2 separate regions of the Homo sapiens genome follow, and region 2 is linked to region 1. The links are chromatin loops, found by intact Hi-C in ENCODE. Cell type or tissue: PC-9. All regions are shown on one strand. Each heading gives the region's core, and the rest is flanking DNA. Links, peaks and the distances in the headings are about the cores only.

Region 1 (7,703 bases), core at 1,317-6,316:
ATTTATTCTTATTCAAACACATACACACTCACATAAAAATGGAAAGATATTCACCTAATTTTTTAAATGATTATCTCCAAGTAGTGGGATTATAGATTTATTCTTTTAGTTTTTCTATATTTGACACATTTTCTTCAGCAAACAAATATTACTTAAATAAGCAAAACAATTGTATTAAACACACACACACACACACACACACACACCCACACACAGCAAGTCCGGCTAACTGGTCACGCTGCTGATGCCTCCATGCTTTGTTCCTGCAAATGCCTTCTCCCTCCTCTCTCCCTTTCAACATCTTCCTCGCCCTGTAAATAATCTCAGCTCAAGCATCATCTCCACTAGAAAGCTCTCCTGATGCCCACCTTCCCCAGGGACCCTATACCCCACTTTCTTTGTGCACTTGCTGAACTAGGTAGAGACATTTATGATGGTGCCTTACAGCTATGCATGGCCTGCTCGCCTGATTGCCAGTGCCTGCAGGCCTGGCTCTGTGCCGCTCATCTGCACAGTGCCTCACCCTCAGTAGGGAATTGGGAGATAAGGGATGAATCCCTGAGCCTCTCCTAGGTCACTGATATGGCTGCTCATTGGTCATTCTCCTCTGTAGCTGAGATCACATTGCCCTCCTTACAAACTACTGATGGCTCCTTACTGCCTACTGAAAAAAATGCAACATCTTAGGGCATCCAAGAGCCTCCACAATATGATACCAGCTTGTACCCCATCCCAGGAGTACTCATCCAGCCCTAAACAGGTCATGCCTCCCCACCTTTGCCACTGCTATTCTTTTAAACTAAAATGATTTTCCCCATCTCTACCTAAGGAGTGTCTAAAAATAATTTCTACTCATCCTTACACTAGCTCGAAAGCCACTGATGCTCTGATGTGCTCATCAAAATCTCTGTTGGGAGTATCTGCAATCTCATATGCCCTGGGGTTCCTGTCTGTCCCTACAGCCACGTAAAGTAAGCACCATGAAGGCAGGGGTCATGCCTTAATCTTAATTTAGGAGGCACTCACTGAGGAGCTGTTGATTTAAAATGATTTGGAAAAGAAAAAGTCCACGTTCTCTTCCAAATGAAGGGCTATACAAGTTACTGTGAATGGTTTTAATACAGAAAATGAGAGAAAAGAGATCCAAAAAAATAAAGTGAAATGGGATAGGTTACCAAACAAAGAATGAAACCATATAAGTAGAATTTGCTTTAAGATAAACATTTAGGTATTGAATATCTGAGATTTCTGTTTCCTTGTTTTATGAGCACAGGATTGTAGGAGAGTCAGCGAGCAACCCCAACACCCTTAAGTTCTTAGGTGGTATTTTTGGCTAGAACTAGAAACCAAATGGACACCAGGCAGATTAACAAGATAAAAGCATACTAATTGTATTGGTTTTAAGGAACGTAGGTGTCATGCCAGATCCCTATTGACTCCAATAGGAATGGCACCATGTCTGAGAGGCCAAACAAGAGACCCAGAGCCAGCAAACGAGACACGGGGTTTTATTAGGGAGAAATTACATACAGGAATAGTCCAGTGGTGGAAGACTGAACAGGAAACTGTAACTGCTTGAAAAAAGCATGTAGTTTAGATAGCACCTTCACTTAGCACGCTCCCCCCGACAACCTCCATGTGGCAACCCTCATTTCTTAAGTCATTGCTGGCAGGTGCATCTGCCGTATAGGGTCATTCTCAGGGTGTGAATAAGTCAGTGCTGTCAGATGCAACTACTGTGCCCGTGGGATCTTCACAAGAGAGTGAAATCCAAAGAAATGCCCAAAGCAAGATGTCTTTATACTTTTTAGACAAAGAACAATGAATTTGAGAAGAAATGACAAGAAAAAGGGGATCTGGCTAGGGGTAGTAAATTTTAAGGGAGTCATAGGAGCTATATGAGGGGACATAAAACTAGTGGACGACAGGGGTTACTTCGGTAATATTTATTTAGGTCCACTGCAGCCTTAACTTCCCAGTCTCTGGTAATAAGGACGATTTTCTTGCCCTGGTACATGGAGGTCCCCCTCCAAGAGGAAGCTTTATGGCTTGCTGCATGCAGGGGGAGACAGGACAACTGGCCCTTTCTGAAACTACAATTTCTTCAATGTTTGTAACTCAAAATAATAAATATACCAATGTGGCATATTTTGAGATTGCACATTCTTCATTCCTTCAGAATTCAAAGTCACAGATGTTGGCTTTGTCCTTGACATTGCCTCTGATAAGTTTGGTGATCTTCACCAAGTCATCAAACCCTTCTGAGCTTTAATATCCTCCTCCTTAAAATGTATATAAGAATCAGTAGAAACAATAGCTACCACAGAGCTGTAAAGAGTTCATAAGGTGCTACAGAAATGTAAGGCATTTGTGAATGTGGTGTAATTTTTTTCAATAAATAAATATTAATTGAGCATCAATTATATGCCAGGTGCTAGGAAAAAACAGAAAAATAGCATTAGTGGCATCTACTTGCTTCCTTCCTTGCAGGCATATACTTTTGCAATTTGTTTCTGTCCTTCAGTGACATCAGTGCATAATGCCAGTTTCCCTCTCTTGTCTGTGATAGGGAAAGAGAGAAAGGAGCACACATAGCTCCCCACACATTCCCTGGCCCCAACCCTGCCAAGCCCTACACTGTAGAAACACAGAGGGAAGGCAGACAAAGGAGAGATTATGGGTATTAATGCTCTGGGGAAAATGCAAACCAGCCTGTTCATACCACCGGTCACAGAGTTTGATGATAGACCATGAGCTGTGACCATGAAAGGGATGCTGGCTTGACATTAGGATCAGTATATTTATAAGCAGATCAGGAGCTTATCCCATCATTAGAGCCTTTTGATCTTCCTTGCCCACCAAAAGGAAAAGCAAGACACCATCAAGTGAGGAGCCTGGGCCAAAGGTACCATGATACAGTCCAGTGCCTGAGGAATAAAACAGCCCCCGCCCTAGATGCTGCACTCAGATGGGAATGGAGGGAGTACTTGGGCACCTCTAGAATCATTCATTCAATCAAGCATTCAAAAAATACCTATCAAAACAGTGATAGGTATCAAAACCTATCAAAAAACCTGTCAAAACCTAACCAAAAAAGGTTAAAACACTGACTTTTTGCTGCACAAACCTGGGTTCAAAACTTAGCTCCACCCTTTAAAAGATATGGGACCCTAAGCAAGTTGCAGAACCTCCCTAAACCCACCACTTCATCCAGAAACTAGGATAACACTAATAGCTACCCTTAGAATTGTGGTGGAGATTAAATGTTACGGAGCTCTTAGCACTGTGCCTTGCAACTGCTAAGCATATAATGAATAATTGTTATTATAATCATCATTATCATTGATATGTGCCAGGCACCATCCTAGATCCTAGGGCCAAAGAGTTAGAGAAAAAAAAAAAAGTTATTGCACTCACTCAGGCAGACTACTCACTATAATACAATATGGTCAGTATTACAACAGGGCTAGGAACAAAAAGTTGTGGGAGAAAAGGGTTTGAGGGAGAGGGGTGGTGGCTTCCCAGAAGAGACAGTGTTTTCATTCAGCCTTAGAGGATAAGTAGGGATTTCACCAGGAGAAAGAGAGAGAATAAGGTAAGGCATTCCAGGCAGAGAAAATGTCCAAAGCAAAGTTATGGAGGAAGAAAGGAGCAAGGTGAGTTGAGACAGCTGCATGCAGTGCATCCTGGTCCTTCCTCTCCTCTAGTACATTGCAGAGAATCACCTTGTTCTGCTCAGAAAACACAACCTGGGGTGTGCTGGGCTGATAGAGAGATTCCAAAGAAGGAAGTGCCCAGGACTCTGGCACTCTTTCTGCTGCTTGGAATTCACCCTTCAGCCATTCCAGATGCCTGATTGCCAGGAGGAAGAGCAGAGTTGCCAAGGTCCTAGCTGAGGGAGAAAAGAGGGCAGAGCCTCCCCAGAGCTGGAAGGCCCTTTCAGCAGAGCCCTGGGGAAGCCACAGTCAGCTCCACGGCAGCAATCCCTGTAGGAGCAGCCAAGGAGCTGAAGCGCAGCCAGCCAGGCTGGCCAGCCAGCCTCCACCACAACAGTCGCTATTTACTTTGGATGCTGGCCGTCCCCACAATTCACACACAAGATTTATTACCAGAAAGTAAGTCATACAGGCTGCAGTAATAACATACTTCCTAAACGCAAGCCTTCACTCCTGTGGCTAGGGCAGGAGGATAGGACAGGAGGAATATCATCCAGTTATGGGGAACATCTATCATGCCTTATATGTTTAGAGAACATTTAAGTTCCCTAGGGAAGTCTTTCTCTGTGTCTTCAGCAACTTTGGTATCTGATCACTATAACAGGGTAATAGGCTGGAATTTTCTTTTTCTTTTTTTTTTTCTTGAGACAGAGTCTCGCTCAGTTACCCAGGCTGGAGTGCGGTGGTGTGATCTCAGCTCACTACAAGCTCCGCCTCCCGGGTTCATGCCATTGTCCTGCCTCAGCCTCTCGAGTAGCTGGGACTACAGGAGCCTGCCACCACGCCCGGCTAATTTTTTTGTACTTTTTAGTAGAGACGGGGTTTCACTGTGTTAGCCAGGATGGTCTCAATCTCCTGACCTCTTGATTCGCCCGCGTTGGCCTCCCAGAATGCTGGGATTACAGGCGTGAGCCACCGCGCCCAGCCTAGGCTGGAATTTCCAACTGTGTGTATACTCCCTGTCTTTTCCCTGACCTCTTATTTCAATCAGGAAACAAAGTTTTGTGATTTCTTGTAAGGGGATTCTGACAAAGTGGAAAGCAGACAGCAGACATCAATTCTAGAGCAACGGAAGTCAGAGGCCAAGGCAGGAAGAATGTCTTTAAGGAGCAGCAAGGTAGGAAATGGAGATTCCTAGAAACTGGAAAGAAGGTGGCAAGGTTTTAGAGAGGAGCCGCTAAGTGGTTATGGATTCCTGGAACTGAGCTTGGCCCTGAGGGGAAGAGAGAATTACCACCCAGCCACCTGTGCCAACAGATAGTTTCTGTCCATTGGAGACAGAAACAGGCCATTGGCTGGCCTGGTAATATGGTTTGGATGAACCCAAATCTCATGTCAAAATATAATCCCCAATGTTGGAGGTGGGGCATGGTAGGAGGTGACTGGATCATGGCGGGAGGATTTCTCATGAATGGTTTAGTGTCATCTCCATGGTATTGTCCTCACAATAGTAAGTTCTTGTGAGATCTGGTCATTTAAAACTGTGTGTCACCTCCTCATATCTCTTGCTCCTGCCTTTGCCATGTTAAGTGCCTGCTCCCGCTTTGCCTTCTGCCATATGAGTAAAAGCTCCCTGAGGCCTCCCCAGTAGCAGATGCTGCCATGCTTCCTGTACAACCTGCAGAACTGTGAGTCAATTAAACCTCTTTTCTTATAAATTACCCAGTCTCAGGTATTCCTTTATAGCAATGCAAGAACAGGCTAAAACACCTGGTCTACTACATTCTTATTTGCACTGTTTAAGCAGAAGAGTTCCAGGCAATACGAACTTAGTCTAATTTAAATCATAAAAACAGAGTCGCAGTTTCTGCAATCAATTCCTAGACTTGAGCCAGTTTACAGATCCCAAATGCCTTGAAAGAAGGGGAGGTTTGAGCTCCTTGAAGAAGTACCCATTACACTGCCAAAAGTTTATGCCATTAATCTTTTTCTCAGCCCTCCCCAAAGGACCTATGGCCTTCTGCCAGGGTGACTGTGCATTAGGGAAAACAAAATAATCAGACTTTTAGGTGATTATTGGACACTGACTTACTGGATTAGTGACACTAATCTTAGGAGACCCAAACCATCACTGTGGTCTATCAGTCAGAATATAAATTTTATTTATTTATTTATTTAGACATATGGTCTCACTCTGGTTGCCAAGGCTGGAGTGCAGTGGCATGATTTTGGCTCACTGCAGCCTCGACGTCCCCTGGCTGAGGTAATTTTCCCACCTCAGCCTCCAGAGTAGTTGGGACTACAGGCTCATGCCACTACATCCGGCTAATTTTTTTGTATTTTTAGTAGAGACCCGGTTTCACCATGTTGCCCAGGCTGGTCTTGAACTCCTGGGCTCGAGAAATTCACTCCCTTCACCCTCCCAAAGTGCTGGGATTACAGGCATGAGCTACCATGCCGTCCTAGAGTGGGAACTTCTGAAACTCAGGTAATTAGTGTAGTTTTAGCTCAAGTCACAGTGAGTCCAGTGGGTCTCCAAACGCATTCAGTGGTCATTTCTCCAGTTCCAGAGTAAATAATTGGAATAGACATATTCAGCAACTGGCAGGATCCCCATGCTTGTTCTCCGACTTGTGGAGTGAGGGCCATTACAATAAGAAAGACCAAGTGTAAGCCACTAGAATAGTCTTTACCTAGGAAAACAGTAAACCGAAAGCAATACTGCATTCATGGGAGGGATTCTAGAGAATGGTGCCACTATCAAAGGTTGGAAGGATGCACACGTGGTGATTCCCACCACATCCTCATTCAACTTGCCTATTTGGCCTGTACAGAAGACAGATAGATACTGGAGAATGGCAGTGGATTATAGTAAGCTTAATCAGGTGGTGACTTGAATTTCAGCTGGTCTTTCAGAAAAGGCTTCATTGCTTGAGCAAATTAACACATGCCCTATTACTGGTATGCAGCGACTGGTCTGACAAATGCCTTTTTCTCAATACCTATTAATAAAGACTACCAGAATTGATTTGCCTTCTGTTGGCAAAGCCAGCAATACACCTTAACTGCCTTACCTTGGGGTATATCAACCCTTCAAACCTAAATGTTATATTATAGTCTGCAGGGACTTGATCATCTTTCCATAAGACCACTGGTTTATTACATTGATGAATGCTGATTCCACCTAGTGAGCAAAAAGTAGCAATTATACTAATTAGTAAGACATTCGTGTGTCATATGGTAGGAAATAAATCTAACAAAAAGGGCCTTCCAACACTCCTTTATGATTAAGAAAACACTCAGCAAACTAGAAATAGAGGAAAACTTCCTCAAGTTGATAAAGCATATCTACAAAAAAATCTACAATATAATACCCAATGGTGAGAAACTACAAGCTTTCCCACTAAGTTCAGGTAAAAGGCAAGAATGTCTCTTCTCACCACTCCTTTTCAACATTGCACTGGAAGTCCTAACATAATGTGATTTTTTAAGGAAATAAAATGCATAAAGACTAAGAAGGAATAAATAAATCCGTGCTTGTTCACAGATAACCATGATTGCCTATGTAGAAAATCCAAAACAATCAACAAAAATATTCCTGGAATTAATCAGCAATTATAGCAAGTTTGCAGTATACAAGGTCAACATATAAAAGCCAATTGCTTTTCTATATACCAGCAATGAATAAGTGAAATTTGAACTTTAAAACACAATATTATCTACATTAGCATTTCCAAAAATGAAATACTTAGGTATCAGTTTTGTTTTAAATGTGCAATATCTATATGAAGGAAACTAAAAAATTCTGATGAAAGAAATCAAAGAAGAACTAAATAAATAGATATTTCATGTGTATTGATAGAAAGACTCAATATTGTGAAGATGTCAGCTCTTCCCAGCTTGACCTATAGATTCAATGCAATACAAGTCAAAATCCCAGCAAGTTATCTTGTGAATATCAACAAATTAACTGTAAAGTTTACATGGAGAAGCAAAAGACCCAGAATAACCAACAAAATATTGAAGGAGAAGAAAAAAGACAGACGA
Region 2 (7,703 bases), core at 1,128-6,127, 140 kb before region 1:
ACCAGGCACAAAACAGTAGATACTACAATTTTCTTTCTATAAAGTTAAAAAACAGACAAAACTTATCAGTTAAAAGTCAGAATAGTAGTTACCCTTGTTGGGGACAGTGACTTAAAGAGGGCATGGGGGAGCCTTCGGGATTCTGTCACTGTCTGGTTCATCATCTGGGTACTGGTTATACAAGTGCGTTTTCTTTGCAAAAATTCAGTGAGCTGTACGCATTTGATCTGTGCACTTTTCTGTTTGTATATCTTCATAAAATTATGAAGATAAAAATCAATGGTGCATGCAAGAGTAAAGTTGGACTCTTACTTCACACCATATAAAAAATTAACTCAAAATGGACCACAGACCTAAATATAAGAGCTGACATTATAAAACACTTAGAAGAAAACATAGGTATAAATCTTCACGAACTTGGATTTGGCGATGGTTTGTTAGATATGACACCAAAAACACAAGCAACAAAGAAAAAGATACATAAGTCAGACTCCATCAAAATTGAAAACTTATGTGCTTCAAAAGGCACTATGAAGAAAGTGAAAATATAACCCACAGAATGGGAGAAAATACTTGCAGATCATATATCTGATAAGAATCTAGCATCTAGAACATATAAAAGACTCTTAAAAGTCAACAATAAAAAGACAAATAACCAAATTTTTAAATGGACAAAGGATTAAATAGACATTTCTTCAAAAAAGATATACAAATGTTCAATAAGCAATGCAATGATGCTCAACATCATTAATCATTAGGGAAATGCAAATCAAAACCACAGAGATACCACTTCACACACAGTACCATGGCTAACATAAAAAAGACAGATCCAGACAATAACAAGTGGTGGTGAGGACGTGGAAAAATTGGAACTCTCATACATTGTTGGTGGGAATATAAAATGGTGTAGCTGCTTTGGAAACCAGTATTGCAGTTCTTCAAAATGTTTGACATAAAGTTACTCTATACTCCATATATTCTACTCCTAGGTATATACTCAAGAGAAATGAAGACATATGTCTACACAAATAAGTGTACATGAATTTTATCGCAGCACTTTCAAAATAGCCAACAAAAGTAAAAAGAGCCCAAATGTCCATCAACTTATGAATGAATCAGCAAAATGTGGTATATCTACATAATCAAATATTGTTCAACCATAAGAGGAATGAAGTGCTAATGTGTGCCACAATATGGATGAATCTTGAAAGCATGTTAAGTGAAAGAATCCAGTCAAAAAGGCCACGTATTGTGTAGTTCCATTTATAGGAAATGTCCAGAAGGGGAAAATCCATAGAAATAAAAAGCAGATTAGTGGTTGCCAGGGGCTGTGGGAAGAAGAGAATAGGAAGTGACTGTTAATAGGCACTTTTTGTTTCCTGGGGAGGGGAGTGATAAAAAATATTCTGGAATTATACAGTAGTAATATCGCACAACTTTGTGACTATACTTTAAACCATTGAGTTGTACACTTTAAAAGGTTGCATTTTATAGTATGTGAATTATATCTTAATTTTAAAAATCTGGCAGAGGGAGACAAAATAAATAAAGTAACTAGGTAATATGAAAAAAATCAATAGCACAGTTAAATTACTTTGTTTGGAGACCATCTTTGTATCCCTTGCAAGAGCCTGCTGGATTCCATTCTAAACCTTCCATGCTGAAGAGTATGAAATCATGAAGCAGGGATGTGTACACTGTTATCTATCCCTACTTTTCTCCCTGTAGTACCTCCCACCTTGCCTTGTATGTTCATTTTTGCCTTATAGACTAGGGTTTCTCCAAGTGTCACCTGAGTCCAATTGCATCCCAAATCTCTTCTAATGCTTGTGCAAAATTCTTGGGCCTCACTCCACATACACTGAAACAGAAACGCTGTGGGTATAACTCTGGACTTGACATTTTTAACAAGTTACCCACCTATTAAAAATAATACTATTATTAATAATAGTAGCTTTTACCTATAAAATACTATTAATATGTGCAGGCACCATTCCAAATGCTTTACATAAACTGACTTATTTAATCCTCAGCACAATCTATGACTAGGTACTATTATTGTCACCATTTTACAGATGAGTAAACTGAGATACTGATAGATTAAGAAACTTTCCCAGAGGCATAGAACTATTAAGTGTAGAGCTGAGAATGAAATGCAGGCAGCCTAGCTTCAGACTGCAAGCTTTCCACCAGGGCGCAATACCACCTCTTCTCCCCATTGATTCTTATGCTTCAGTCTAAGATTCACTGCAATGATTATTATTTAATGCATCACTTGCACCTGCAGAAATAAAAATCTGTCTCTGCCTTTGATGTGGAAATTTACAAAACCCAATCATCTTAAGGGGAACGTGCCAAGCTGGTATGAGATAGTAAGTTTGGAAATTTGGACATGAAACTAGTACACCTTTGGGAAAAGCATCATGCCCCCTCCCCACCCCCAATCAATGAACTGCAATGATGCAAACCACCCAGAGAAGAGGCCTGTCTGCTGTGGGAGAAACCTGGCCTGAGTTCCATTCTGAAGCCTGGACCAGCCTTCCCCCATGGTGCTTCTGACTCACCAGGACAAGGTGGGGGAGCCTTATTTGTGGGTGTCATTGTTCTTGTCACAGAACTTGGTCAGGCCTGTTAGGAAGTCCCAGCCAGCTTCAGGTTGTCTACTGATGGCCCAGGCCACTTTCAGGCTGGAATTGGGCCTCACAGCTTCTGTGTGGCCAGAGTCAGCACATCCACAAGGGCCAGGGTTGGCTCCACATCACATGGGCACCTTCCAGTGCAGCTCTCCCAGGTGACAGGAGGCACACTGACAAGAGCTTGGTGTTGGATGGTGGAAAGGGCACTAGCCTGGGATGAGAAGACACAAGAAAAATTGCTGCATCTGCCCCTGTGGGTGGGTGCAATGGGCAGTCATGCGGTCTCTAAAGCCTCAGACACCTCACCTGTAGAATAAGGAAAATACTTCCCAGCCAACGCCTCTGCAGGTGGCTAAGATGACTGATAAAGAAAACATCAGTGAAACTGCTTCCTCCAGCATTGGCGTCATTCTGAATTGCCAATCTATAACTCTATGTCTGGCCTTCCTCAACTCTAAAGGACTGGCATTCGCTCACTCATTCAACAAATATTAATTGAGTGAACGTGTGACTTTCCACGTAGATAACATGGAGATCTGCAAAGTGACTAATAGGCATCTGAAGGCTAACGTAGTTGAAGCAGAACTCTTGTTTCTCCAGGAAACCAGCCCCTCTTCCAGCTTGCCCCATCTAGGAAACAGCATCCATATCCATCCACTTGCTGAAGCTAAAACTCAGGAGTCAGCTTTAACTTCTCCCTTACTTCTTTCAATCCCTGAGCAAAGCCTTGAACATGCACTTGAGTCTCTCTCCCACTTGCAACACCAGATTCCAGTCCAGTGCCACCATCCGGCTCTTCATCCATGGCACCACCTCCATGCCAGTCTCTGCTTCTTTTCAGAGGCTCTATATTCAGCAGGCAGGACAAATCACATCACGTCCCTCCCCTGCTGGGAAGTCTGCAGTGGCTTCCCAGTGCACTTGAACTGAAAGCCATGCTGTCAAGGCCCAACATGACCTGGCCCCTTCCCCTCGTACGCAGCTCTCCTTTACTGTGTTCCAGCCACTCCAGCCAGCCTACTTACTCATCCCAGCATGCCAAGCTCATTCCCATCCCAGGCCTTTGCGCTGGCTACTGACCCTATCCTGGAATGCTCTTCTGCCGGAACATTGCCTGACTCCTTCTCATCACCTATGTTTCAGTTCAAGTAGCATATCCTCAGTGAAGCCACCACTCCCTGTCCTGAGTTACTCTCTACCTCTTTATCTGTTCCAGTTTCTGTTATGATCTGATATTGCACCTGTTAGGATCTGATGTTATCCTAACTATGTGTTTATCTACATGTCAAGTATCTGTCATTCCCCTCAAATATACTCTGTTTCACAAGAGAGGCAGTTTGTCTGGTTATCCCCAGCTCCTAATGCTTGACACATAACTGGCACTTAACAAATATTTCTCAAAGGGATGAACTGATATTACTATTACTGCACTGCTTTCAAATACATTTGTCTTGTTCTGAAAAGAATTTAAGGGGGTTATAGAACTGAATGAAATGGAATAAGATTTGTAAAATACCAGCCTAGGAAATTAGGTTTTTTAAGAAAGAGGGTAGGAAACTTAGAAGAACTCTTAGCCTTGCATTGTTCCTGGGCTCAGCCCCGGGAGCGCCTCTTCTCCACCCTCATGCTACCCCCACCTACCCTTTATTCTGCCATCTGCTCTAGGCTGTGGCTCCGAATACCAGCAATGCATTTCTATTCAGCCAGATGTCTACCTGAAACCCAAGCTCACTCATCTCCACTTGGGGTCTAACAGGCCCCGCACTCCTAGCGTGTTCAAATCTACTGCCCCAGATTCCCTTCATGGGAGAGCATGTAGTTAAAGACACTCTATCCTTCCAATTTCTCAGGGTCATCCTTGGCCCCCTCCTGTCCTTCGTGCCCCACACTGTATCTATCAACAAATCCTATTACCCAGAATGTGACCTCTTCCCACCTACTACCATGCTGGCTCAGCACACCATCTCCTCTGAGATCCTGCAGGGGTCTCCTAAGTGGTCTCCCTGCTTCTACCTCTGTCTCCTATGTGTGCTGTCAGCTCGCTAGCTAGAGGGACCCTTTGAAGTTATGCCACTCCTCTGCTCCAAACCCTCTAATGGCTTCTCATCTTACGCAGTGTAAAGGCCCAAGTACAGCAAAGCCCTCTGAAGCTCGACAGGAGCTTGCTTCCGGTTACTTCTTGGACCCTATCGCTGCCTCACCCACTCCACTTCAGCCACGCCATCCTCCTTGCTGTTTCTTCAACATGCTGGGCACACTCCTGCCTCAGGGTTTTGAACTCCCTGTTTCCTATCTCTGGAATGCTTTTTTTCCCCAGGGATCTAGACAGCACACATCACTCCTTCAGGCTTTGCTCAGATGGCAACTTCTCCGTCAGTGCTTCTCAGACCTCTGCTCTATTTAAAATGTATTTTCAGAGTAGTATCTAGAACAGTGTTTGGTGGGTAGCAGGTACTCAGTAACTACTTGTTGTTTAATGAGTGCAGATGAAGAAGAGTGAGGCAAAGGCATGAAGCACACACTTCAAGGTCTTTATATTGCTTAGTGTTGAGCCACAAACTTGCCGCTCCACTTTCTAACAGTCAGCACACACATGAAAGCAGTTTCAGTTATGCGCATCACAGTACCCGTCTATAAAATCCAATCAAACCATTTGTTCAGGAAAAACTTAATAACTCTTCCTGATACCGAGATCAGAGAGAAAGCTCTCCCATTACACTTTCTGAAGAGGTTGTAATATTGTGAGCAAAGTCCTCAGTTCAGAGCACTAGAAAGCTGCAGCAACAAGGAGCAGAGTGCTTCTTATTACATTTTCCAGTGTGGTTGATGACTTATACCAGAGTATAATTAAGGTAAAAGCAGGGCCAGAACAGTTTGGTGCCGAGATGCAGCTTTCTTTTGAATGGATCCAGGAACATACCTAGAGTAGCAGGAACAGATCTATACTCCCAGAAACAAACCTGGAGTACCCAGGATCAGGCATGCTTTATGGCTCTTGCCAGTGCCTCTGAATGAAGCTTGCGTTTGCTGAGAAATTGGCAGGTAGTTTATGAGAATGGGTCATTCTTGGAGTGTCATGGAGATTGTACCAATATAGCTTTAGAAGCACGACCATGGTCCATGTACATGCATTCCCTGGAGTAATGCAGTGCACAACCTGTACAACTGAGTGAGGCATCCCCATTTAGGACGCTGGATAAGTGTAGAGACCTAGGCTTTAACTAGTAGCCAAAGCCAAAGGTGGCTTGCCACATATGTATAAAAGATGCAGTGCCAAAAAAGGATACATAATATCTAATGTACTGCAGAAAAGGGCTAAAGGAATAGCAGTGGGCAGGGCCAAGATGCTTCATAGAAAGAACCTGGAGTTGGGCTATCAGAGAATGGCTACAAGAATACTAGAGTGAAAATGCTCAAAGCAGTTGAAACAAAATATACTCGCCCATGCCAGCTATAAAAGATCTCAGCAGAGCTCCCACTGACCAACTCACTTGAGCTGTGTGGTTTTTCTTCAGTGCACAATTGTGAAATAAACATTGAGGTAGGGCCGGGCACGGTGGCTCACGCCAGTAATTCCAAGACTTTGGGAGGCCGAGGCAAGTGGATCACGAGGTCAGGAGTTCCAGATCAGCCTGACAAACATGGTGAAACCCCCGTCTCTACTAAAAATACAAAAATTAGCCAGGTGTGGTGGCGTGCGTCTGTAATCCCAGCTACTCAGGAGGCTGAGGCAGGAGAATTGCTTGAACCTGGGAGGCAGAGGTTGCAGTGAGCCAAGATCGTGCCACTGAACTCCAGGCTGGGTGACAGAAAGAGACTCTATCTAAAAAAAAGAAAAAAAAGCCAGGCACAGTGGCTCACACCTGTAATCCCAGCACTTTGGGAGGCCGAGGCGGGCAGATCACAGGGTCAGGAGATCGAGACCATCCTGGCTAACACAGTGAAACCCCATCTCTACTGAAAATACAAAAAAAAAATTAGCCAGGCGTGGTGGTGGGCGCCTGCAGTCCCAGCCACTCGGGAGGCTAAGGCAGGAGAATGGTGTGAACCCAGGAGGCAGAGCTTGCAGTGAGCCGAGATTGCGCCACTGCACTCCAGCCTGGGCGACAGAGCGAGACTCCGTCTCAAAAAACAAAAAAAACAAACAAAAAAAACACATCGAGGTAGATGGCTGAATTACATTGCTATTTGGGATTGCTAGCCGTAAACTATTAAATCAGGAGCAGTTACCAGAACTGATGACTGCAGTAAGGTTTCCCACTAAGAAATTTGATTCTATAAAATTTACAGTAATACAAATACAAATATTCACTCCACTGGGGTTCACACTCAGTTCTTCTGTCCAAGGGCTCCTAATTTGCACATGACAGGAAGATCAGTATTTCCCTGTGTCCATGTGTAAGAAGTACATTTCTTGAATTTTTGTGGTAAGTCAAGGACTTCCATGAGAATTAATTTTCACATGCATACATCCCCCAAAGATATATTTTGTCTTTCATTTATTGGAAGATATGAAGAAATTACATGATAATTAAGCTGAAAAATATGCAATGTGGCGATGACTAAGCAAACACCTCAGCTTTCATGATCGCCATTATCATAGCTGACTGGAGTCCCCAGGAATGCATTCATTCAGAGTCAAACCCGCGTTGAGAGCCTACCATGTGCCAAGCCCCATGCTAGGCATTTTTCTGAGGATGGGTTGGGAGTGGGGAGTGGAGATAAAGATCAAGAAGACATGACCCTTGACCTTAAGGAGATCCCAATCTAGTGGAGGAATCATAACTTTCTCATCTGAAAGTTCATCTAGCCCTGCAAGGCAGTGCATGGTGAGCATGCATTTCAGGATGCACCTTGTATGATCTCTGTGGACGAGAGGGGTCTGGGGCCTCCAAGGGAGGTAGGCCTTGAGCTGGTCTTGAAGAAGATTAGAATATGGAAAACTGGGTCTCATAGAGGGGAGACAATCACCAATCTCCTTCCTCTGATCGCTAATCAGAGAGAAATTAAATTCGTAGGGCTTGGTGGTGCAGACCTGTAATCCTAGCACTCTGGGTAGCTGAGACA

What was found. Peaks named below come from ENCODE experiments on the same cell type or tissue, not always from the same donor. Only the 100,000 strongest peaks of a DNase experiment are listed, where the experiment ranks them.
Region 2: it touches region 1 in a loop (6-fold over the local background); 17 of 110 quality-filtered maps call a loop at or near these places.

Annotation. Positions count from the first base shown.
Region 1 is chr1:94,779,656-94,787,358 of GRCh38, forward strand. The region is part of intron 1 of SLC44A3-AS1 (SLC44A3 antisense RNA 1); the gene reads right to left. Among named protein-coding and RNA genes, the nearest start is that of SLC44A3-AS1, 37 kb to the right of the region's middle. RefSeq lists an enhancer at 3,507-4,269. In PC-9, for the core only: no CTCF peak of the experiment used is centred there; DNase peaks (open chromatin) are centred at 3,826, 4,316 and 4,636; H3K4me3 peaks cover 419 bases; H3K27ac peaks cover 3,053 bases.
Region 2 is chr1:94,639,204-94,646,906 of GRCh38, forward strand. The region is part of intron 3 of SLC44A3-AS1 (SLC44A3 antisense RNA 1); the gene reads right to left. Among named protein-coding and RNA genes, the nearest start is that of MIR12133, 99 kb to the left of the region's middle. In PC-9, for the core only: no CTCF peak of the experiment used is centred there; DNase peaks (open chromatin) are centred at 3,038 and 3,898; H3K4me3 peaks cover 1,545 bases; H3K27ac peaks cover 5,000 bases.